3 separate regions of the Mus musculus genome follow, and all the other regions are linked to region 2. The links are chromatin loops, found by intact Hi-C in ENCODE. Cell type or tissue: left cerebral cortex. All regions are shown on one strand.

What was found. A loop is a pair of places that touch in the nucleus more often than their neighbours do. Peaks named below come from ENCODE experiments on the same cell type or tissue, not always from the same donor. Only the 100,000 strongest peaks of a DNase experiment are listed, where the experiment ranks them.
Region 1: a loop joins it to region 2, with 7 times the contacts of the local background. A loop is called at or near these places in 2 of 42 quality-filtered maps.
Region 3: a loop joins it to region 2, with 9 times the contacts of the local background. A loop is called at or near these places in 4 of 42 quality-filtered maps.

What each region holds. Positions count from the first base shown.
Region 1 is chr2:28,120,430-28,128,429 of GRCm38, reverse strand. F730016J06Rik (a long non-coding RNA gene) reads right to left here. Exons shown (of 10, transcript XR_003953783.1): 4 at 6,760-6,954; 5 at 6,357-6,482; 6 at 1,673-1,798; 7 at 1,123-1,267; 8 at 1-1,009. Among named protein-coding and RNA genes, the nearest start is that of F730016J06Rik, 29 kb to the right of the region's middle. In left cerebral cortex, a CTCF peak has its summit at 1,485; DNase peaks (open chromatin) are centred at 1,210, 3,517, 3,949 and 4,236; H3K27ac peaks cover 1,413 bases.
Region 2 is chr2:28,062,583-28,070,582 of GRCm38, reverse strand. No RefSeq gene overlaps it. Among named protein-coding and RNA genes, the nearest start is that of Fcnb, 18 kb to the left of the region's middle. In left cerebral cortex, a CTCF peak has its summit at 3,225; DNase peaks (open chromatin) are centred at 1,871, 2,604, 3,177, 3,719 and 1 more place; H3K27ac peaks cover 2,532 bases.
Region 3 is chr2:28,163,614-28,171,613 of GRCm38, reverse strand. No RefSeq gene overlaps it. Among named protein-coding and RNA genes, the nearest start is that of Olfm1, 38 kb to the left of the region's middle. In left cerebral cortex, no CTCF peak of the experiment used is centred here; DNase peaks (open chromatin) are centred at 1,407, 2,054, 3,049, 5,068 and 1 more place; H3K27ac peaks cover 2,992 bases.

The sequences.
Region 1 (8,000 bases), 58 kb before region 2:
CAGGGAGCCCTTGTAGAGAGTTTTTATGTTCAGTGAAGAAACCAACACTGGATGTCAGCAAGGGTGCTCACTCCTGGGGTTCTGCAACTCCAGTCACACACCCACTACCCAGCCAGAGGCTTCCAGAACCCATCAGACCAGGACGTCCCTGGTGGTTCTGAGATTTTTGATTGCTAGCATGGCTGGAGTGGACAGAGCTGGAGTCACCAGCTGTAAAGAAACTTTCTCAGTATGGGAATCAAAGAGATTTCTTCTTCTTGGCCTTGAGTGGCAGGGGCGTTCAAGAGAGCCAGGATTGTAATATTGGGCAGTAGAACTTCTTCTGGCAGGTGGCAGGGGGTCCTTAGGGCACTGGGGTGTCCCTTTCACAGAGATTGTGGGATAACGCCTGTCTCTCCTCCTCTGGGCATGCATTTTGCTCTGACACCCACTCCTGGCCATTGTCTTGTATACTCCCTGAGATCACCCTCTTCAACCATGCACAAAACTGCTAAATAAATCTTTACTCCATCTACACAGCTCTCCACTATAGCGACCGAAAGCCGACCAAAGCACAAGGTAATCAGGATGACCTTCAACTTTCTGGAAGCCATAACTTGATGACCTGCAGCCTCCTTTTGGCATGTGACTATAGTCTCAGATCGTAGGAACTAAGGGAAGGGCTCCTTTTCAATCCACCAGTGTAGGCTTAGATTTTTCAAAACCTACTTTATTTAGGGTTCTTAAACACCTTTACTTCCCTTCTATCCCACTGTCCAGAGGTAGAGGAAGAAGACGGTTTGTAGGACAAGAGGGATTTCAATTTTGTGGTCAGGATATCAGCAGTCCAGCCCAAAACATCCACCATGAATCAATAGTGGCAGTCCAACCCAATCGGAAAACACCCAACATGATTCAGTAGCAGTGGCTTGATCCAGAAGAAACTGTAAGGCTCTGCCATGTCACCGTAAGTCCCCAGAAGTGGCGCAAAGCAACCAGATTACCACACAAAGCTCTTTGGTACTTCTTTCTTGAAAAAAATCACAACAAGCAGAGATCAGCCAAGACCAGTAAAGCTTTGCGAAGTGAACCAATGCAAGAGCATTTCCCCCCTCCCCCCACTGTCTGTGAGGTTATATTTACATTCATTTTAAACACCATGTTCCCTCTCCAGTGTCTGTTCCAGCAAAACGTCACATGCCCTCTCACAAGACAGCTTCCGGAAAAACGCCACGTGTCTGTTCTCAGCAAAACATCCGCTCATGTGTCTGCTTCAGTGAACTAAATCCTGTCATCAGTTTCCAGAAAAATATCACATGACACAACTGACTTGTTAGAGAAAGCAGAAATTTCCACTTTCACACCAAGGTAATCATTATTCCCAGTACTAGCCAACTGTACTGGGGAGAAAGAAGGGGGTGACGGAAGACTGCTGGACCCCATTCACAGGGCTTAGACACTGACAGCAGATGATGCAGCTCTGCATACGGCCAGCAGGCCAGGCCCACAGAAGCCGAGCGTGTTTCCAGCAGTGTTCCCAGCCCAGGGCAGTGCTGTCCCCTAGAGGGATGCTCTCCTCCCGCTCTTGGCCATTCAGGCTTCTGCATCAGCACAAGGCTCTTAGAATGGAAGAATCGTGATGTTACCTGGAGCCTAGCCCCTTGCCTGTTGATGGTTGATGAGAGACACTTACCATACTAGAGAGTCCTCACTTAAGGAGAAGGGGAATGGTCCAGGGACAGAAGCCAGTCATACATGTACAAGCGTGGTGGAGTTGAACTGAACCCACAAAGTATACATTGAAGTCCGAACCTGGTGGCTGTGAGAGACAAATGTGACCTCTCTGGTGCCACAGGTTATGGTAGGGCTGATAAGGAAAGAGATAGGGAGATACAAGGACAAATGAGGGAAGATAGCCAGGTGAGATGGAGCTGAGGCTGGGGAATATAGCTGAGCCAAGGCCAGTGTGTGAGCATGGCAGTGTAGACAATTTGATCAGGCCTGGGTGACCCCAGAGCGACTCTGACTTGGGGCTTCTGGCTACTCACACGGTGACATGAAATGTTGACTGTGTTGTGTCCCACCTCCGATCTGTAGTTATTTTCATGGCTACCCCAGAAAATGAAAAGTCTCTGGGAAGGCAGTTGTTCTGACCTCTCCTAGTCCAGCCTCCTCAGCTTCCACCTCTAACCCTAACCACCCAGCCTCCCCAAGCTTCAATCTCCAGCCTCTAACCGTAGGCTTTCAGACGTCAACCTTCTATTCCCAACCTATATCTTGGAACAAACCATCAGCCTCTTTGATCTTTAACCTTAACCTTTAACCTCCAGTCTCCAACTTCTCCAGTCATGGACCTCCAACCCTAACATTCAGTCTTGAATTTCCAGCGAGTCTTAAAGCTATGTCTTTTACCTAAAATATTTTAATAAAATATTTTTCAAATGGGAAGAAACTGAAGCTGGAGCGATGGCTCAGTAGTTTGGAATCCTGGAGGATACAGGTCTACGTGGTGACACATAAATATATGTAACCCTAGTTCCAGGGGACCCAAACCCATCTTCTCATCTTCTTGAGCACCAGACATACCTGGGGTGTACATACATACACACATACATACATACATACATACATACAGGCAAAATACACATACACGTAAAATAAAACTTTAAATAATTAAAAATGAGCAGACAATTTGGAGTTGGTGTCACTTAAAGAGAACACATCCCTCAGTGTGTTTCCAGAAAGTGTTAGCTGAGCGGGTAAAATGATCCTGAGCATGGGTGGTACCATCCCATGGGTTGGAGTCTGAGTGTGGGTGGGAGTCTGAGTGTGGGTGGTACCATCCCATGGGCTGGAGTCTCGGACTGACTCCTTCATGCTCTTGTTGACACTCCCCCATGGTGTAGTGTATATAACCTCAATGGGGGTTTCTACCCGGCCTTTGATCATTCAGTTCCCAGTAAAAGATGCAAATATATTTATAAGATGTAATTAGCACTAGAGCTGGGCAAATACTTCGCTCTAAGGAAGTATTTACTTTCCTGTCAATAACCCTGAGTTGCCATGTTCCATCTGGGATGCTCTTAACCCTAATTGCCCAGCCCTCATGGCCATGTTTTCATGATTCACCTACCCCATGGCATCCTCTCCTCTCTCCACATTCTTCTCTTCCCCCTTGTGGTGGTCCCACCTTAGACCACAAGCTCAAGAATTGAAACTCCTTTTACCTCCCTTATGCCCAACTATTGGTTGTAGGCATCTTTATTCAACAGATAGTTTTAAATTAAGGAGCAAGGTTACATAGCATCACTTAGTGTATGTGATTTCCTCATCCTGGGGGGCAAGTAGACCTTGGAGGCCAGTATTTAGCATTGCAATTCATAGCAACAGACCAAACTTGGGGACACCTCCATCATCTTGGATGAACCTCAACCCATGAGCCAAAACAAACCGTTCCTTTCTTAAGTTGTTCTTGTTGGCTGACTCATCAAAGCAGTGAGAAAAGTAACTAAGACAGAAAGTAAGGTACCCAAGCTCACCCAGGACTCAGGTGCAAGGCCAGGGACCAGCACTGCATAGGGACAGGATCCTGGCAAAAGCTGCTTGCCCCTTCCATCAGCTCCCTCGTCTGTAGTTGCAGAATACCTTATCCCTGGGCCAGGCCATGGTGGAGACGACCCTGGAAAGGCTTAACTCAGTCAGGCTCCTCCGAGCTACTTGAGCTAGACCTGTACCTTGGCCATTCACAATCATGCCCTGCTGTGACTCCTCCACCCTTGGTTTCTGGTTCCAGCCACTCTTTGACTTCTATCGGCTGTCATCCCAAACAGTAGCTCACCTTTAGCAGGGGCAGGCTTATTCCTCGGTAGCTTCCCCTCCCCCAGTCTGCTCTCACTCTGGGCACTTGTTACTGTCCTGCATTTGAGTGGATCTCAGTCCCACACCACACTCTCCGATCTGCTGCCAGAGCCTGAACAAAATTACTCTTGCTATTTTTACCAAAAATCCAATGCAATTTTGTTCCCTTACACAGCCAAGGTTTTGTATCTTGGACAGTGTCTTGCAGGTCAGAGGACGAGTGTTTTTAAGCACTTTGCAGAATTGCTGTAGCCTGTGTTCTTGCTGTCCATTCGTCCTGTGGCCTTCTGCTAGCCTGTCTCTTGGGCACTCTGAAGTCAGGAGATTCTGAGGCCAGGCCTCCCCTCCTCTGCATCATCACCCCCACACACCAGCCTACTCCCCCTGGCCCTCCAGTAGGCTTCAGAAGGAACCGCCTCCATGTCTATAATTATAGCCCGCACCATGCCCTGGATTGCTATGGTCTGCTATTTTTACTTTTGCACTGAGGTTTTTGTCTTGTTCCTACCTCAGGTGCAAGGACACATGCTGGGCAGATGTCACTCCTCAGATCTGAGGTCATCCTAAGAGGCTGCCCCACTTCTCCAGACAGTTATGCCCAGGATGAGGCTGTCAGGAGTTGGCAGCCTGATACCCCCAAGGAGGACTTTTGCTGGGAAGCTGTGTATTTAGGTGGAAAAGCCAGCACCTTTGTTTTTGTCTGTTTATGAGCATAATTTCAGATGAATATCAATGACCCCAACCCCACGACAGTACAGGGATGTCACAAACATCCTGGTCTGTTTACATGTGGCAGATGTTTTCCTGTATGTAGTTCCTGGAACCTGCTCTGTATTCTATACCAGGTGCCACGCCTTCAAGACTACAGCCTCCCACTGCTGCAGAGCAGGTAAGAGGGTCATCAATGTCACCACTGAAGACAACATTTAATCACAGTGGCTTAGTACACATGGCTTATGTTAGAACATCAGACCAGAGACTGCTCAAGTTCAGCCCTCCCTGTCTCCATCCTCAGTTGATTCTGGGATTCTTATTGCTACAGGGAGAGGGAGGAAAAGGGAGAGGGGGAGAGCAGGAGGAGAGGAGAGCAGCAGGGGGAGGGGAGGAGGGAAAGAGAAAGAGTGAGAGAGATCAAGAGCCAGAGCCAGAGCCAGAGCGAGCGAGCGAGCGAGAGAGAGAGAGAGAGAGAGAGAGAGAGAGAGAGAGCCTTCCTAGTCTGATGTCAGGGAGTGACAGACACTATTTCCCCCTAAGGAAGCCCACAGACCAGGCAGCCAGGCTCTGGTTATCAAAGGGCAGCACATCCCCCACTCACACCAGCTACCTCTCAACCAGATATCCCTTCCACCTTTTCACTCCTTCCCTGGGATTTGCCCCCTCCTCCCAGCTGCCCAGGAATCAGGGACAGCTAGCTACAGGCTTGTATCTTGGAACCTTCCCCTTTCCTCTGAGACCCAAAAAGGACTCCTCACCCCCACCCCCAACCCCGCTTGCTTCCTGAACTTTCATTAGGGTCTGCTTCATGCCATTGTCTGCTTTTCTATATGACTAAAAGATCCTGACAGAGAGTAAAAAATTATTTAAGCCCCTAGACCTGTGTCCAAAATAGCCCCATTGTTCCAGGATGCCAGGTGTTTGTGGTTTTTGCCTTTCTATAGCCCAGTGCCAGGTGTTTGTGGTTTGTGTGTCTATATAAATCCCTTACCCCTTGAGCTTGTTGTCAATTCCTCTACCCCTGCGTGGGATACAAGTCAACCCTAGTGCACTGGACTTGTTTGTCTGTGTCTCGTCCTTCGTTTTCCCGCCCCCTTGAGCTCATGGTTGACTCCTCTACCCTTGTGTGGGATAAGAGTTGTCCCCAATGCACTGGTTTTTCCAGAATAAACCTCTTGCAGTTTGCATCAAGACCGATTCTCGTGAGTGATTTGGGGTGTCGCCTCTTCTGAGTCAGAACGTGGGGGAGTCCTCACACTGTGGGTCTTTCGTGACCGTGGAACTATTAACTTCCTACCCCACAAAGGACTATCTGTCTCAGTGTTATCCTTGAATCCCAAACCCAAATATTTCATGTTAATAAAACAAATTAAACTGGCAGAACTGGAGAAGACTTCCCACAGACTTCGGATGCCAGGAAGACTTTCTGAATGCATGAGGCTCAGGGGAATGTACAGGAGTGACCCAAGGCCCCGAAAGACTGTAGCATTCCCCAAAGTCCTGGAAAACAAAGGGAGTTACAAGTCCTCAGCACAGATTCATCATGAATAGAGAAAAAGTCAGGAGTGGTCTGAAGCTTGGGCGTTCCTGGTCACCAAAAACAAGTCTCCATAGTAAGGTATCCTAAAATGACCTTGACACCGAGGGCCACTGCTCACAGCCTTGAAAGTCTTCCTCATGGATTGGTACCTCTGCCACCATAATAAATGTCCCCTTCCCTCTCCTGAGACTTCTGTGTCCCACCATGCCTCCATCTCTCCTTCCCTACTGCCTGTCCTTCCAGGCTTCCTGGGCTGACTCCTGACCTCTAGGGACTGGCTTGTATTTTCAGTAGTTGGACTCTGTGGCTCCCTTGGGTCAGCACGATGCCGCTGTGACTCAGTGCTGGGTAGTCCGTCAGGAGTTGGTCCAGTTCCATGCTGAGCTGGGGCCTGTGGGTTGGTGGGCTAGTTACAGATAGATAGCCACTGGGGCTGTCATGTTTTGAGCAGCATGAGAAAGCTAGCGTGAGCTGGACTGTAGGCTTTCCACAGACACCGACTCCATAGTTCTGGGTGAACGTGTCTGAGAGGAAGAGAACAGGCTTCTTGGTTATCTTATTGGGTTCTTACCTTCCACCCTTCCAACCCATATTCCATCCACATTCTTTTCCACCCCGCAACAGGAAGTAGAAGAGAGAGAAGGTTAGAGAGGAGAGGAAGTACAGACCTCTTTAGACTACGTCCTGCTCATTAGGGGTGTCCCGTTCCTTGGTGACAAGTCCAATCTCTGTCATCAGGATAGCTCCAACCAGAAATTCAGCAACAGCAAAAGCAGCAGCAGCAGGGGGAGCGGCAGCTGCCTCCGGCTCTCCTGTTTATACCCTCTCCAGTCTTCAGAACTAAACCAAACATCCTGTCCCTGCTAGAGCACAAGGCAATCACAGTCAGCAGCTGTGGACAATCTGAAGCAGCCTCATATCCCACACCTGGGATTAAGACAATAACATACTCACTAACATAACTGGGTTTTTAAAGAGACCAAAATTCTCACTATGGTTTTCAGTCTGCTGCACTATGTGCCTCTTGAGAGCCGAATCGGACGCCTCGGGGTTTTCCACATGTGCACAGATGCTTGGTCTGCTCGGGGCATCTAACAGACCCTTAGGAAAGCCTATTAATGGGGCCATTTTTATTACTAATTATTAGTATCATCATTATCTTCGTGTGTGGATGGATTGGGGATGGGGGCAAGGTTATCAGACGGCATCCTTGGATGTTAGTCCTTGCCTTCCGCCTTGCCTCAGGCAAGGTTTGTTTGGTTGTTTGCTGCTGTGCACACCAGATTAGCTGGCCCACAAGCTTTCAGGGATTCTCCTGTGTCTACCTCCCATCTCACGGTAGGAACATGGGGATTATAGATGTTATGATCTCATCCACTGCATACGGTTCTGGGATTCAAACTTACGTCCTTGTAATTATCACACCAGCCAGAATACCTCTGTTTGATGAGTGTCCAATGATGTTGGCTGGGCTATTAATCTGTATTTCTGTGAGATTAAACATCTTCACTTGCACATTTTTATGTGGCTAGTTTGCTTGGGAAGTTGTCTGTTCGAATCTTTTTGCCCATTCACTTAATTGGCTGTTTGCCAACTGGCATTGGGTCTTAGAGTTTAAAGTGTTGTCTTCCAGGAGTTTGTTGGTGGTTATTCCCTGCCCCTCCCCCATCTCTCTCTCTCTCTCTCTCTCTCTCTCTCTCTCTCTCTCTCTCTCTCTCTCTCTCTCTCTCCCTTTCCCTTCTGTGTGTGCAAGCGCATACGTGACTGAGTGCGTGTACCCATGGAGACCAGAAGAGGGCATCATCTCCCTTGGAGCACAGTCCGTGCACTCTGCTCTCTTCCTGGTATACATACTATAGTCCTGGCATCACCAATATTTTGCGATTTCCATCGCGACTTAGGTGTTCCT
Region 2 (8,000 bases):
TTTCTCAACTTTACAGCTATTTCCCAGGTTACAAGTGTTTGCATATTTAGTTTTCAAATAGCTACTAACTCACTTGAGGAAAAGGCCATTCTTTTATCGTGGATTTGGACCCTGCATAGCATTCCTCGTGTGTGTGTGTGTATGTGTGTGTGTGTGTGTGTGTGTGTGTGTGTGTGTGTGTGTGTGCAGACTTCTTGCTGCAGTTGAGTTTTCTCCTAGGAACGAGTTCTCTGGCGAGCATGCTGACTCAGAAAACGTGCACTGTCACAGATGTGGGATCGAGAGGCAGACATTCTCTGTCACCAGTCTGATCCTCACTGAGGGGATGTCGGGGGTGGGGGGCTGTGGACACGGGGCCTGTGGGATGTCTGTTTGATGTACTGCCACAGGGCTTTTGTATGTAGTATAGTTACGTGTGCACCCACGCATGCCAACACTGGGTGTCCTCCTCTATCACTCTCCACCTTATTTTTAAAGATAGGGTCTCTCACTGAAACTCGAACTTACTGATTAGCCAATCCTGCTGGTCACCATCCTCTAGGGAGCCCCCTTCCCCTCAGCACTGAGGTGACAGGTGTATACTGTCACCACAGCTGGTTTGCTAACCAGGTGCTGGGGCCTGAAGCCAGGTCCTCTTGCTTTACAGCTGGCTTCCCAGGGACCATGTGGCTTTCCCCATGGCTCAGAATCCACAGGGAGCTTTTAGAGTCTGGGTGGAAGGGAGGGTCATGATTCCTTTTTGAGTCTTCCTGGATGGTTGTGATGGGCTGTCAGGACCTTGGAACTTTGTTACTGCAGATGATTATGGGACAAAGAAGAGCTGATCCTCTGGTTGTCAGAGAAGAGCTCACTTTAGAGCTCTGGTTCTCAACCTTCCTAACTCTGCGACCCTTTAATATAGCTCCTCATGTTGTGGTGACCCCCAACCATAAAATTATTGTCGTTGCTACTTCATAACTATAATTTTGCTACTGTTATGAATCATTACATAAGTATCTGTGTTTTCAGATAGTCTTAGGTGACCCCTTGTGAGGGTCATTCGACACCCACACACACACACACACACACCAAGGAGTCACCACCAACATGGTGAGAACCACTGGTTTACAGGGATGTGATGTCAGAAGGAAACTGGGTGGAACAATCCTCCCAAATAGGAGTCGCTCAGACCCAGTTTTCACAACCCAGGGTAAGGCCAACTGAGGCTTTCAGGCTGCTCCTGTTCACATGACCCTGAACTTCCACACCCTGCCGTTCTGCTGAACAATGTGGATGGCCATGTCTGTATCCACAGCCAAACATGTCCTGTGATGGGAGCTTAGGGTATGTTTCTGACCTCAAGTCCTTTATCTTGGCTGCCAACCTGAGCAAACCCCTTTCTGCAGCCTAGTGTGTGGCTTTGGACACCCTGCTGTGAAGGTGCCTAGGCCCACACAAAGTCCACTTCCTCTGAAAATGCAGAGTCTCCTTTGTGGGAAGGCCCTACATGTCTAGAGGGATGGTCCTGCCTCTCTTCACAATGCGGCCAAGTCGTCTGTGCCTGTGGGCTGCAAAGCCTTGGTGGATATGGGTCATGGGGAGCTGAGAGGCCCATGGTCTGGGTGGACAAGACACACAGCTGGCAGCATCTCAGTTCTTATTGTGAAATATGGCGACTCTCCCTTTAATCCCACTTAGGGGTTAGGACTCCATACCACAGGATTGTAAAGCTCCTTGAGTCCTAGCCACCAACTTGGGACAGATGGGTTTTCAGATGGTCCCTAGTGCTGTTGCCTTACTGGCTGGGACTCCTGACACATGGTGAGGTGGGTGGTGGGTAGGAGGGACAGAGTCTCTGCACAGCTCCAGGAATCACATCATCGGTCGCCTCCCACCCATATGTTGCAGGCCGCCGAGTCGCTATGACAATGACAACAGCATAAGTAGCTCAGAGCCACTAAAGAATAGCTGAGGAGCCCAGTGGAGGCTGCACTGGCACGAAGCCCAGAGAGCTCCAGGCCTGCTCAGAGGGGTGCGCGGCTCCTCCACCCGGTATCCTCCCTGTTGCCGCCCTCTCAGATGCAGTGCATTTGAACAAAGCACCTGCCACTCTGGGATAGACACAAACTCACTCTTGCTGGTGCCTGGGCATGGTCAGAGCAGGACACAGCAAGGAGAGTAGGCCCAACATGGAGTCCTCTCCCCCAGCCTCACCCAAGCTCCCCAAGATAGTCCTCAAGTCAGTGGGATGTGTGCCCTGCCTCTCTGTGTATCTACTGCCCTGAGGCCATCTCCCTGAGATGATCCAGGCTCAGGCAGGAGGAAGTGTGTGTGGTGTGTGTGTGTTTGTGTGTGTGTGTGTGTGTGTGTGTGTGTGTGTGTGTGTAGTGTGTATAGGTCAGAGGACAAACTCAGGTGTTGTTCTTTGGAGTCCCCCCCCTTTTTTTTTTGAGAAATTTTCATTTTCCCTCACTGGCCTGGAATATGCTGTGGTGGTTAGAATATGCTTGGCTCATGAGAAGGGGCACTACTGGGGGTGTGGCCTTGTAGTAGGTGTGGCCTTGTTGGAGGAAGTGTGTCACTGTGTAGGCGGGCTCTGAGGGCTCCTAGTGCTCAAGCTTTGCCTAGTGCAAAAGAGAGCTGGCTCCTGCTGGCTGGGTTCCAATCAAGGTGTAGAACTCTCAGCTCCTTCTCTGGTGCCATGTCTACCTGCAGGCTGCCATGCTTCCTGCCTTGATGATAATGAACTGAGATTCTCTCTGAAGCTTTAAACCTAATTAAATGCTTTCCTTTGTAAGAGTTGCCTTGGCCATGGTATCTCCTCAGAGTACTGAAACCCTAAGACATGTGCGTAGTAGGCCTTCTGGCTGGCCAGAGAACTCACAGCCAGCACTGGAATCACAAGTGTGCACCACCATGCCTGGCTACACGTTTCTGGGAACAGGATTCAAGTCCCTCCGGCTTGTGTGACAACACTTTAGCTACCTCCCAGCCTAGAGGGATTTCACAGCAAGGCCGAGTCACTACATTAAAAAAGCTGGCTACCTACAGCCATTTAAAACTTTCTCTCTCACTCTTTTAAGGATCTGGAAATGTGTGGGCATTTTCCATGACAGAAAGCCCTTGGTCTCCTGTAGCCTTCAGCTGGCTTTGTTCCTGCTTGCCAACTGCTAAGCTCTTTTTTTCCTTGTAACACCTAGCCAGGCCGCCAAGAAAAAGAAACACATTCTGTTAGAATCCTGTTTTCCCAGCTCTCCCCTGGGGGCCATAAAGGATGTTCCACGCATCCGCCCTCAAAGTTGTTGCAGGCAACACATTGATCAGAAACGAGGCTTCTGCCACGCAGCCCACTATCAGCACTGAGGTTTGCGCTGTAGATTTAAAGCAAAAAGAGATCCATTATGGATTCCTCCATGAATAGCAAGAGAGCATATGGGTATTGTGACAGAAACCTCAGGTCAACATTGCATTGCCCCTGGTACTGCTGTGAAGCCTGGCAGAGTGTCTTGGGATTTTCTACATAGCACAAAAGACTCAGGGGCGGGTAAGTGTCGGCTGACCATCTGAAAACTGAACAACCATAGGGGCTCCATCTACTGCCTGCCTGATGGGTTTAGAAATGTGTCCTTCCCACAGGAAGAGGACTAAAGATCAAAGTGAGCACATAGCATTGCTCTGTATGTAAACATCTCCCACAGACACTGTTGGCCAGAAAGTCCCCTGGCATGATGGGAGCGGGGGTTCTATAAAGTTACAGCCTCTTCCCTGTAGGTGGGTGCTCTGGGTGTGGACTGGAAAACGAACTGTCTATATTTGCACTCAAACTGTGAAGTGCAGGGGCTGGAGAGATGGCTCCACGGGTGATGTGCTTGCTGGGTAAGCAGGAGGCCCTGAGTCAAGTTCCCAGCATCCATGTAAGATTCAGCCATGATGATGTGTGCTTGCAGTGACAGTGCTGAGGAGGCAGAGGCAAGAGGCCCTCCTGGCGCTCTTGACCAGCCAGTCTAGCTGAAAGAGCAAGCAGCAAGCTCCAGGGACCGTGAGAGATCCAGTCTCAAAAAGTAAGGTGGGGAACAAAGGAAGACATCTAACATTGGCTTCTGATCTTCTCATGTGCACATTTCAGCAAATGCACAAGCACACAAATGTGCACACACATGCATAGAACACACACACACACACACACACACACACACACACACACACACACACACAGAAACGCACCCAAGTCTGAGAGGTGGGGAGGGCATCCTGACTCTGGAAGATTGTTTGGAGAAACTTAGGCCAAGCTGGTTAAAAAATAATCAGCTCATACTTCTGCCCTGCTAAGTTTCCAGTTGGAAAGTTTGTTGGGTGCTGCTGTAAAATGCCCTCTTGTCTCGGGAAGAGCATGTGCAGAGGACTCACAGAAGCAGGACACTTCCTCAGGACTCTCAGGAGGGCTTGGTGCCTGTGGGTGCTCCCAGAGCCTGTGGTATGTACAAGAGGTTTAATTTGTGTAATTTGTGGGGAAGAAAAGAGAAGTCGGGGACCTGTCCTGGAGGATGGAGGAAGGGAGATCAGGTTTGGGGTCTTCATTTCTGTTGCTAATCATTGGGCCACCGTGCTCCCTCCTGAGGCTCCCTGGTGATGGTCCATTTCAGATAGAATTAGATTAGAGAAAGGAGAAGCCAAGGGATGGGAAAGTGGTCCACATATCAGCACATTGCCACAGCAGAAATGATGAGGCAGGAGGCAGCGGACAGAGTGAGAAGAAGCCAGCTAGTGAGTTATCTCCATCAATGGTGGACTCTAAAGTGCCTCACAGCACACAGGTGTGCCTCTCTCCTGGGGTCTTGCTAACACTGCCATGGATCAGTCCATTCCTTACTCTTCTTCTTACTGTGCCAAGATACCTGACTTGAGGATGTGAGGATACAGTCCATTATGCTGGCAAGTCTGGGCAGCAAGACAAGCTGGAGGCCGTGGCTGCAAGAACATGGGGCTGCTTATTGGTGTCTGGATGGATCTGGAAGCCAAGGAAAGGAAGCAAGAAGCAGGCAAGCTACACAGCCCCAAGGCCTTTGGGACTGGGTAACAGCTCAGCACTGAAGAATATTCATTGCTCTTCCAAAGGACCAAGGTTCAATTCCCAGAACCTACATGGTGGTCCCTAACCATCCATAATTCCAGTCCCAGGGGATATGGTGCCCTCTTCCGGCCGCAAGCACACACATGCAAAACATTCATGGACATAAAATAAACAAATCTTTTACAAATTTTAAAACAAGCAAGCAACGCAAAGCCCAAGACCTGCCTCCAGCAATCAACTTACCCTTGAGTTTCACAATCTATAAAACTTTGAACCTTTTAAAATTGTACCCAGTCAAGCATTAAGCTGACAAAGGACACTTGTAGTACTTTTTATCAATCCTCCTCAGACACAGAGTCATTGGATGGGTGTCATGCTTTAGATGTTAAATGTCTCCCACAAGCCCACGAGTGTAAGTCCTGCTGCACAGTGTGGCTCTTTTAAGAAGCAGGGTCTACCTGGCATTAAAAAAAAAATTGCTGGATATGTGCCCTTTAAGTGTTCTGTGGGACTCCTTCTCTTTCATATTCCCGTTGTAGTTTGTCAAGAGAACCTCACTCACAAAGACCACAGAGACCACCATCGTTGTGAACCGCATGAGGATTTTTTTTATTGACCCAACATGTTGGGGACTCCCCTCTCAGCACGCAGGCCAGAGGAGAGACCCAGAACAAAGAAAGAACACACGTTTTCTACCTTTGTAAAGACCAGATATCAGTACCAGGGTTGTTGGCTTATTTTAATTGGTATAGCCAATAATTTTTTCAGGCATTGCTTAGTTTGTCTCAGAATTCAGTGTGGGGTGGGGCAGGGGAGTTGTTAATCTTGCTCTGGCAGTTGCAAGCTTAGTCATTTTGACCGTTAAAACTATGTTTCTATCTTTGTTTAGTCAGCCAGCTTCTTTATCTGGCTCTGCACTTGGCCTGCTAGTACAGTTTGGAAGGTCTTTTTGAAGCGGGAAGGTACTGGGTGGTCTTGAATTCATTCTGGATATCACATTCCCTGATCATAATGTAAGTGGCTTGCTGACCCACACATGCCTACTAGGTCACCATGTGCCCAACTGAACCACAGACTGGAGTTTCTAAATCTATTAGCTCAAATAAGCCTTTCCTATAGAAGTGGAAGGTAGCCAGCAAGGTAGCCTATCACCTCACAGCAGTTAATGGTCTCTGATCTTTTATTATAATGATGGAAAACCAGTTTGCACAAACCAGCCAGAGAACCTATGGTTTGGAGAAGAGGTAGCACATGGGACCAGGGAGAGAATGGGTGGGAAAGAACATCAACTTGGCTTTTAGAAAGATTTGGAACCCTCACCAACCAAGCGCAGAAGCCTCACTGGGCCATGGGCCCGCACTTCCGAGGACCCACAGACACATGCCCATGTGTATACTTTATCAGTTTGGTTTCAGAAGGTATCTCTCTCCCAGACATCTTGGCCATTTTATGAACACTTTTTAAGTCTTATTAAGATAAAGCAGAGATGCTCATAAACAAATTACATCAAGGCCTAAATTTTGGAATTTATTTATAAAAATTATTTTTGGTTCATCACTCAGTTAGGAAAAAATTTAAAAGCAACACTTTAGGGGAGAAACTTTCTAGCTTGACAGATTAAAAAATGTTTTTCTCTTTAATCATTTATTTTTGTCTCCTGTAACAACGACACATTCTTGTGAAGGTAAATGTTTTTTGAACAAGCATCTCTCAAGATTTAACCTCAATTAATCACAGCTTCAGAGCACTCTCACTTCCTGAAGAACCAGCATCCCAGGGGAGCCTGTGTAGATTCAGAGACCCAGACTTGGGCCTGGAGCTGAGGCTCAGAAGGAAAAGCAACTGCTTAGTATATAGGACACTCTGGCTTTGATCCCCAGCTCCACAATATCCAAGCTGGGACTACACTCTGCCCAGCTCAGCACTGCAGTGCTGGGAACAGGAAGATGGAGACTTAAGACTATCCTAGGCCCCATAGCTATTCCCTGGCCAGCCTGACCTACAAAGACACTGACATACACTCAGCCACCCACTCACCCACCTGCCTACTCATTCACCCACCCACTCACTCACCCACCCACCCACTCACTCACCCACCCACCCGCTCACTCACCCACCCACCCACTCACCCACTCGCCCGCCCACTCACCCACTCACCCACTCACCCGCCCACCCACTCACTTCCCCCACCTGCCTGAGATCCTTTAGGGAGTCCAGGCTGCACTGGGGATCCAGAAGTCTCCAGGAGGAGAGAGAGGCTGGTCTGGGTTGGACTGCTTCCTGGGTCAGTAGCTAGAAAGAAGAAAGCAGCTGGAGGTGAGGAAGGGAGCTGGGCAGGTGTCCCAGGGGATGTGACCCAGTTCGGGGGAGGGGGGCGAAGGCACTTTCATTTTAATTTCACAAGGTAAAACATTTTACAAATGTAAAAGTTCTACAGTCTTACAAATTCAAATACTTTAAAAGTTTAGTCTCATTAAAAGTTCAACATCTTTTTTTTTTTTTCAAATTTCAAATTCACAACTGTGGGCTCCTAGAAAATTAAAAGTAATGTCAATACTGCCTTAGTTTGCGAGGGCAGAACCAGGGCTTAGTTCCAATCTGAACAAAGCAAAACCAAACTCCAACGCGCAAGTAATTCACTGTCAGTGTCTGGAATTCGCTCACCATGTTCTGGTGTTCTGGCCCAGGTAGCTGCTGCCTGTCTATTCAGCCATTTCATGCTGTTACTAGCGTTACAAGGAAACTTTCTCATGTACTGTTACTAGGAGACTTTCTCATGCCTGAATGAATTGCAGATTCTGTGATGTGCTGTGCTTTGGTGATCTTGGGATCCAATCACGTAGAGGTCAGCTGGAACTGCTTTGTACAGTTAGCCACAGTAAGCTTGAACCTGAACCGACCTCGCCTCAGCACTTCCTGCCCTGTGTGTGAGCTTTTATGGTTGTTCATA
Region 3 (8,000 bases), 100 kb before region 2:
CACCCACCTGGAGATCTGCTTTCTCATGCTGTGGTGTAGCTTAGTGTACTCTTACTCTCCTGGTCCCCTGGTCCCCTGGATTGATGACTGCAAGCACCAGGGACTTCCTGGGTCAGGCCAAGGGGCTCTAGCTGGGTAGGCACAAGAAGGGTCATGAAGCCAGATCTCTCTCTCTCTCTCTCTCTCTCTCTCTCTCTCTCTCTCTCTCTCTCTGTGTGTGTGTGTGTGTGTGTGTGTGTGTAAGGGCAGAGGTTGATATTAGGTGTCTTCCTTATTTTTGACACAGGGTCTTTCACAGAGCCCAGAGCTTACCTATTCACTGGTCGGCTGAACAGTAACTCTGGGGATCTGCCTATCTTCAAATGCACCCCCACCCCATTATGGTTCTGGGATCACAGGTGTGTGCCACCACGTCTTCACATGGGTGCTGGGGAGTTGGACCCTGTTCCTTATGCTTACATGGCAAACACTGACAGAGCCATCCCTGACAGCATCCCCGTCTCATTCTTGAGCCCGAGGGAAGAATGTGAAGCCTGCAGGGCAAGGGTCTGTGCAGAAGCAGAGCTGTCACTCACAGGACATTAGTTGGGGACATCTGCATGGCTCTGTCTAGCTTTGCTGCCATCCAGAATGAGTGAGAATGGAGGACCTGGGAGAGAGAGGCCTGGAAGGCAAGATGCCCTCAGCTTTGCCTTGTGTATCATTTCCGACTGGCTCAGTGTGTGCCCAGCGCCTTACCTGCTCCTACATCTGGAACAGGTGCCAGCAGCTGCTGGTGGAACAAATACAAATCAGTAGACAGGAGCCTCGATGATGAGCAAGCTTTCTTGGAAGCTGCAGGTGGTGACGGGTGAGGACCGGGGGTTGAGCATATGTTGTCCTTGTCATTCAGGGTAGCCCTGTGACTGAGACTGAGAAAGAGTGTCAGATGCTCTCTCCTGGATCACTGAAGTCAGCCTGGTCCTTCTGGCCCCTCTTTAACCGGCAACTCCCGCCTTCCCCATGATGTCTGCCTATCATGCTGATATATGCCTCATGTTCTCTTCAAAGATTCACCTCATCTACCTGTGTCTAGTAGTCAGGCTGTCTCAAGCTCAGAAGACCCAGCTCTCTTTCAGGGATGGAGGCCTCTCAACTTTGGCTTGAAAACTAATCTTGCTGGATGAAGGGTGCCTTGTGGGGTCTGAGCAAAGGCCCTCATGGCTACTGCACCCTATGAGGCTCTTGGTTTCTGGCCATCCTTGCTGGGGAGCCAGAAATAGGAATGGGCAGTGATGGCGGGCGGCACGGGGTGATCGATGACTGAGGAAAATCAGAGTGTCCATGATTACTTTGGTCTAGCCCATCTGCTCTGGAGAGGCTGAGGGAATGAGGTTTTGGGTAGAACTGATTTTATTCCTGGAAATGAGAATGTGAACGGTGTTAGCACCCGCTCCAGGAATCTACCCAGTTCCCAGCTGAGCCAGGCTCAGTTGCAGATGGCTAGCCCTGCCCTGCCTCGTGCTGCCCTGGCCAGGCTGGGTGCAGACAAGAATCCCTAGGGTTACGTCTGTAAGTTATTGGTGTACCTATCCAGGGAACAGCAGTGCTTGGCTTCCATTGTGTCCTACATCTTGTCAGAGAGAGAGAGAGAGAGAGAGAGAGAGAGAGAGAGAGAGAGAGAGAGAGAGAGAGAGAGAGAGAGACCCCCTTGATGCTCTCAGCAGGGGTAGTTGCTATTTCCCATTGTTGAAGCAAGATGTAGTATTCCTCAGTAGACCCCCCCCCCTTCCTCTGGCTTGTACCCAGTCCGGGTGCCCTGGGAAGATGCAGGTACCTTGCATACTCAGGGGTCAATAATTTCATACCCCTTCCTTACTCTAAGCACCCCCAATGCCAACAGCCTGGATTCTCCAAACATCAGATGAAAATAATCCTTTAATTACCCATGCAGGCAAATTTAGGAGTGCGAAGAGAGGGGGCGAAATGGAAAAAACGGTGGACTCAGTTGCTGCTGACATTGATTTCTCAGAGCTTTGCTGGGCGGGAGTCGTGCTGAGAGAGTGTAGGCTGAGTGTTATGCAGAGAGAATGAAGGCAGCCCTGCATCGCAAGCTGGCGTGTGGGCAGCTGCGTTCACAAGCAGCCCCCCCCCTTACAAACGTGTCTACACGGCAGGTGTCTGTGCTGCCCTGCTGCATGTGAGCCCTTCTGTTATATGCACCACCCAAGTAGCCCTACGTGGATCTAGGATGCCAGGGCAGAATCATTTTCTCTGGTCTGTCGTGACTTTCATCTGCTTTCAGGGTTTGCTCACCCTGATTCCTCTGCCCCTTTGACTTTGGCTGCAGGCCCAGTCAGCTCAGCCACTCACCAGGGAAATCCAGGTATCCACTTCTAGCTGGATGACTACATCAGCCTGGGGGTAGAGGATGTAAGAGGATTGAGAGGGAAGCGCTGGTGGTTGGGCAAGAGACTTCATTCTGCATAACAGCCATGGCCCATTTCTCTGAGATGTCCACCAGTCACCAAGCCTGCCTGGTAGGGAGCACTTGGGAGATCATCTCACTCCCAGCTAAGCTTCTGCAGCTGAACTAGCATTCTAGGCCTTGTGTGGGACCCACTGCACCAGGGGGATGGGCTGGTTGATTGGTGGGTGGATTTATAAATAGGTGGACAGGAAGGTTAATGGATGGATGCATAGATGTGTAGATGAACAGGTGGCTGGGTAGATGGGTGGGTGAATAATGAATGGATAGATGGATTGGCTGATGAATGGATGCACATATGGATAGATGAGCAGGTAAATGAATGAATAGATGAATGGACCCATTGAAGAACCAATGGATGGATGGTGGGTGGATGGATAATGGATAGATGGATGGACAGATGGATGGATGGATGGTGGATGGATGGATAGGATAGGATAGGCAGCAGGAGCAATGGGTAGGTGAACACACAGAAATGAATAGATGGTGTGCTGGTTAATTTTATGTCAATGTGACACATGCTAGGCTTCTTTTGGAAGCGAGAACTTCAACTAAGAAAATGCCCCCACCAGATTGGCTTGTTGGCAAGCCTGTGGTACATTTTCCTTCACTGATGGTTGATGTGTGAGGGCCCAGCTTACTGTAGGTGGTTCCACCCCTGGGTTGGTGGTCCTGGGAAGCTATAGGAAAGCAGGCTGAGCAAGCTGGGAGAAGCAGGCCAGCAAGGAGCACTCTCCAAGACTTCTGCTTCAGTTCCTGACTCTAGGAACTCCTTGAATTCCTGCCATGACTTCCCTCATTAATGGACTGTAACCTGAGGGTTATAAGCTGAAATAAACCCGTTCTTCCTCAAGTTGTTTTGATTATAGTGTTTTATTACAATAATAGAATCCTAACAAAGATGGCTAATCTGATAGGTGTGTATCTTTATATACATACATAGGTAACACATGCTAATAGGGACATGTTCCCATATATATGCACTTACATATGAGAAAATACACACATTGCATGGATACATGTGCACACCTTCACACATGCTCATGTGTATATGCACATGCGCTTATGCATGTACATAACACCATGCACGTTTGTTTTGCAGACGCAGCATGATACACCCCGCACACTCTGTTTCCTCCATTTCTGTCTGCTTCTCTGCCATTTCGGATGGACTTTTCTCACTCTGAAATCACCACTGCCCTCCCACTGCACAAGCTGATTTGCTACTGAGGATCCCAGACACTGTTTCTAGAATCTTACAATGGGAAGTATTGCTTCGCACAGCCTGGGTTCGGTACACAGATGCATGTGCAGGATGGAAAAAGCCTAGCCTTGAGTTACCAGCATCTTTATCCTGGTAGGCATCCCTGAATCAGCTTCCAAAGAGTCAAGTCTGCATTTCCTCAACAATCTCACCAGCTGTTCTAACCACTAGAAAGCATCGCAAATTGATACTTCTAATGTAATTAGTGGGCTTTCCCTCGGCGTTCAATGGCCATTTCCTTCTTTCTTAGTTCTTTGTCCAGGTACTTGGGCTACTGTTTTTCTGTAGAGTTGCCAACCCCAAAATTAGGCTAGGTAGCCACGGGTGGGCATAGCATCCTGATCTCAATGAGGATACTGGATAGGGAAAGTGCATAACTCCCACCCCAGGCAGGTGATGTTTAATGATAGCTAACTTCCTAGCCTGGAACTCAGCTCCAACCCTAAACCGCTGCATTGGGTTGCCCTCACCCAGGACATTCCTGATCTGGGTAGGCATTCAGCACACAAGCAGTAAAGATGCAGGCTGCTGACTTTAAGGGGTGACCCATAGCTAGTGCACAGGTTGGGTCAGCAGCCTTGGGAAGTTTCTACCCCTCAGAAGAGGGGTTAAATGGGGTCCAGACCTGCAGGCTGCCTGCCCTGCACTCCCTGTTCATAAGATGGGTTTCGGCCCAGAATTCCCTGTGGCCAACATGGAAAGACACTCTAGCAAAAGCTCTGTTGGCCTTTAACCCCTGTTCTTAGTATGTGCTGCAGAACCCACCCTGCCTCTTGCCCCTCTCTGTGCTGTGATCCATTGGCCCTCTTACCCCACATCTGAGTGAGGACAGCTGAGCTGACTCTTCCTTCCACCAGGGTCCAGATCAACCAAACCCACGTGCTCCCACTGGGGGTGGTGGAGATGCTGGGCAGCCTACCTATGGGCTGGGCAGAGTCCAAGGTTGAGGGAGTCCAGGGCCCGCAGCTTGTAGTGATGCCCCGAGGTGACAAATGACAGATGGTGAATCGAGTCTACACCCTGGCAGTAGCAACCATCCTTGGTCATCAGCTAGCCTCTGCCTCCAGTCCTCCTGCTCCATGTGTGTGCTCTGCTAGGCTGCTTCCTCGGCTGCTGGCCCCCAGTCAGAACAAAGCCTTCACTTCCACAGACGTCACTGTTAGGGAGAAGCAAGCCCAACACTCGCTTCTCTGAATCAACAATGAAAAGTCCACTGCTGGCTCTCCATCCTTCCAGATTCCACTATTCTGTGTTCTTCTAGCCAAAAACAAATCCAACGAGCTATCTGATATGCTGTCAGCATGCTGTAGCCATTACCCGTCATGGCAGGCTGGCCTTGCCCTGACTCCTGTGAACCCGTAGGCAGTAGAGCTGGAAGTTGCCCCCTGGCCTCACTGTGGCTTCTGCTAGGTAGCATCAGCATACCATGTAGTCCTACTGAGTGACCTTATACAACTTACAATTGGCAGAGACAAGGCCATTTTACAGAATCTTTGAGTATTATGTCTGTGTTGAGTATTGAGTCTGTGTTATGCAGCTGCTGGTGTTGTTAGTCACAAAATGTGTGAGGGCTGCAAACAGTGGGACAAAGACGATGACATTTAAGGAGACTCAAGAACAGATTTAAATAAATTAAAACCCAGTATCTTTCCATTTGCTCTAGTGTTAACACTAGGGTATAATGTATTTTCTTATGGTTTCTATCTCTTTGTCTGTCTGTCTCGTGTGTGTGTGTGTGTGTGTGTGTGTGTGTGTGTGTGTGTGTGTCTGTGTCTGTGTCTGTGTCCTTCTACACTATGAGAAAGCCTAGCCATGGATGTGATCATGATCAGTGGATGTCCTTAGCAAGCAACATCACAGTCTTTACTATTTCCTTTCTCAGCAGAGGACCCTGGGTTCTTCAGAGACATGGCCAGCCTAATTTGGAGCTACCCTGCAGCACCCCACCGGGCCTCTGTACTGCCCTGTCTCCTTACACAGTGCCCGTCTCACCCAAGTCACACAAAAGGAAAGCACAAAGAAACCCAGCTCTGGGCTTGAATCTGGCTGCCCCCACCCCAGGTTTCCAGTAATCTATGGGCCCTCCTTCTGGATCTGATCTGAGAAGCCTTTGACTTCATGGGGTCCCCTGGAGACAGCCGCTGACATCCGGAGCCGTGGCAGCCTCTGAGGTCCAGGGGGTCATGAGACTGTGGACGAAAGGCGAGAGTCACAGGATTCAACCATAACCCCTCCCCTTCTGGTCTCAAAGAATGGGCTCTTACAACTGGGTTAGGAAGAAGGCACCCACACGCTGTCTCTGTGGCTATAGGATGCAGCTGTGCTTTTTGGGAAGGGATGTATATAAATAATTAATGTTTATCTCTTCTGTTTTATATTGGGAAATGTTTTGGGTTTTCCTCTTTTCCCGACTTTGTTGGTACAGGCCACAGGATTCTGAATGCTCACTGGCTTCCGTTTCCCCTTGGGTGTGGTTTTATTAGGTTTCCTGGGAAGCTCACCCCTGTAGGTGAATGAAAATAATCTCTACGTTCCCCTGCTTCTTTCTCATCCTGTTATTTTATTTTGCTGTGGCACCGAGGATGGCTCCCAGGGCCTTGCCCATGCTAGGCAATTGCTGTGGTCCTGAGATATAGCCCCTAGCGCCAAGATTTCTGAGGCAGATTGCCCTTGAACCTATGACCCTCCTACCTCTACCACCTAGGTGTCTACCACCTTGGATTCCAGCTGTGGCTGGCTTTTCCTCTTTGAAAGAATGCTAAGGCACTGGGCCCTTCTTGCTTTGTACCCCACACCAGACAGGAGCCAGGCAAAGTGTAGAACAATATCAGGATAGGCATGGAAACCAAGAAAATGCCCAGCAGAAATCCCGGAGTTTTGAGAGCCATGCTCACTCTCCACCTTGTTTTGATTGGACTCTCAGTGGAAGAGAAAGGTGACCCCGCAGATGGCTGCAGGCATCCTTTCCCTGCAAGGAGGGGCAGGCAGTCTAGGGCTCAGAACTCAGATACTAGGGAAGGGTGGCAGACCTCTGGGTCAAAAGTTCTAAAAAAGGGCAGAGATCACTAGTTTAAGGAGTGCCTGATTCTGACCCACAGGCCTGCTCTGTCCCAGGATGAGGTCCCTGGCAGTTCCTTTCTGCTCCTCCTGTGGTCCCACAACACTTGATGTATGTAGAGCTTCTGATACTGTAGGGCTGGCTGATTTCTCCTCAGGCTCTACCCTCAGAAATGTGCTAAAGGCAGTGTCTCCTCCAAGGCCAGGTGACAAAGGACTAAGGTCAGGAACATTTGGGGATGGTATCCACAGGCTCTGAAAGAGATGTGGGTTAGAAGAAGGGAAACACGGGCTCGTGACCCAGGGACCAACAAGATTGACTTTGGATAAACTGAAAGCTGAATGTTAAGGGACTAATGAGGATTTTAAACGTTTTTACATGTATTTATGTATGTATTTGTGTATTTATTAGTGTGTGTCCATGCTACAGTGCATATAAGGAAGTCAGAAAATAACTCGTGGGATTTGATTGTCTCCTTTACTCTCTGGGTTCTGGAGATTGAATTCACACTGTCAAGCTTGGTGGCAGGTGCCTCTGTCCACTGGTACTGGTGCCTGTGGTTGGCTCATTGTTGTTGTTGTTATTATTATTATGCTTTTAGAGACAGGATTTCTCTGTGTAGCCCTAGCTGTCCTGGGACTCAGTTTGTAGATCAGGTTAGCTTTAAAGTCACAGAGATCCACCTGCCTCTGCCTCTCAAGTGTTGGGATTAAAGGCATGTACCACCAATGCCTGGCTCAATAATTTTTCTTTTTTAAAGATTTATTTTTGTGGCCCCCTTTTAAAAGCTAGTTTGCTGGAGTGGCACACACCTTTAATCCAGGCACTGGAGACACAGTGGCAGGTGGATCTCCGAGTTCCCTGATCTACAAAATGAGTTCCAGAACAGCTAGGGCTACACACAAAAGCCCTGTTCCAAAAAGCTAAGAGAAAGGAGGAGGAGGAGGAGGAGGAGGAGGAGGAGGAGGAGGAGGAGGAGGAGGAGGAGGAGGAGGAACCAAGTACAATTTATATCACCCATTCTTCATTAGTGTTTCCATTGCTGTGAACAGACACCATGACCAAGGCAACTCTTAAAAAGGACAACATTTATTGAGGCTGGCTTACAGGTTCAGAGGTTCAGTTCATTATCAAGATCTCGGAAACCTTGCAGCATCTAGGCAGGCATGGCACTGGAGGAGCTGAGAGTTCTACATCTTGTTCAGAAGGGA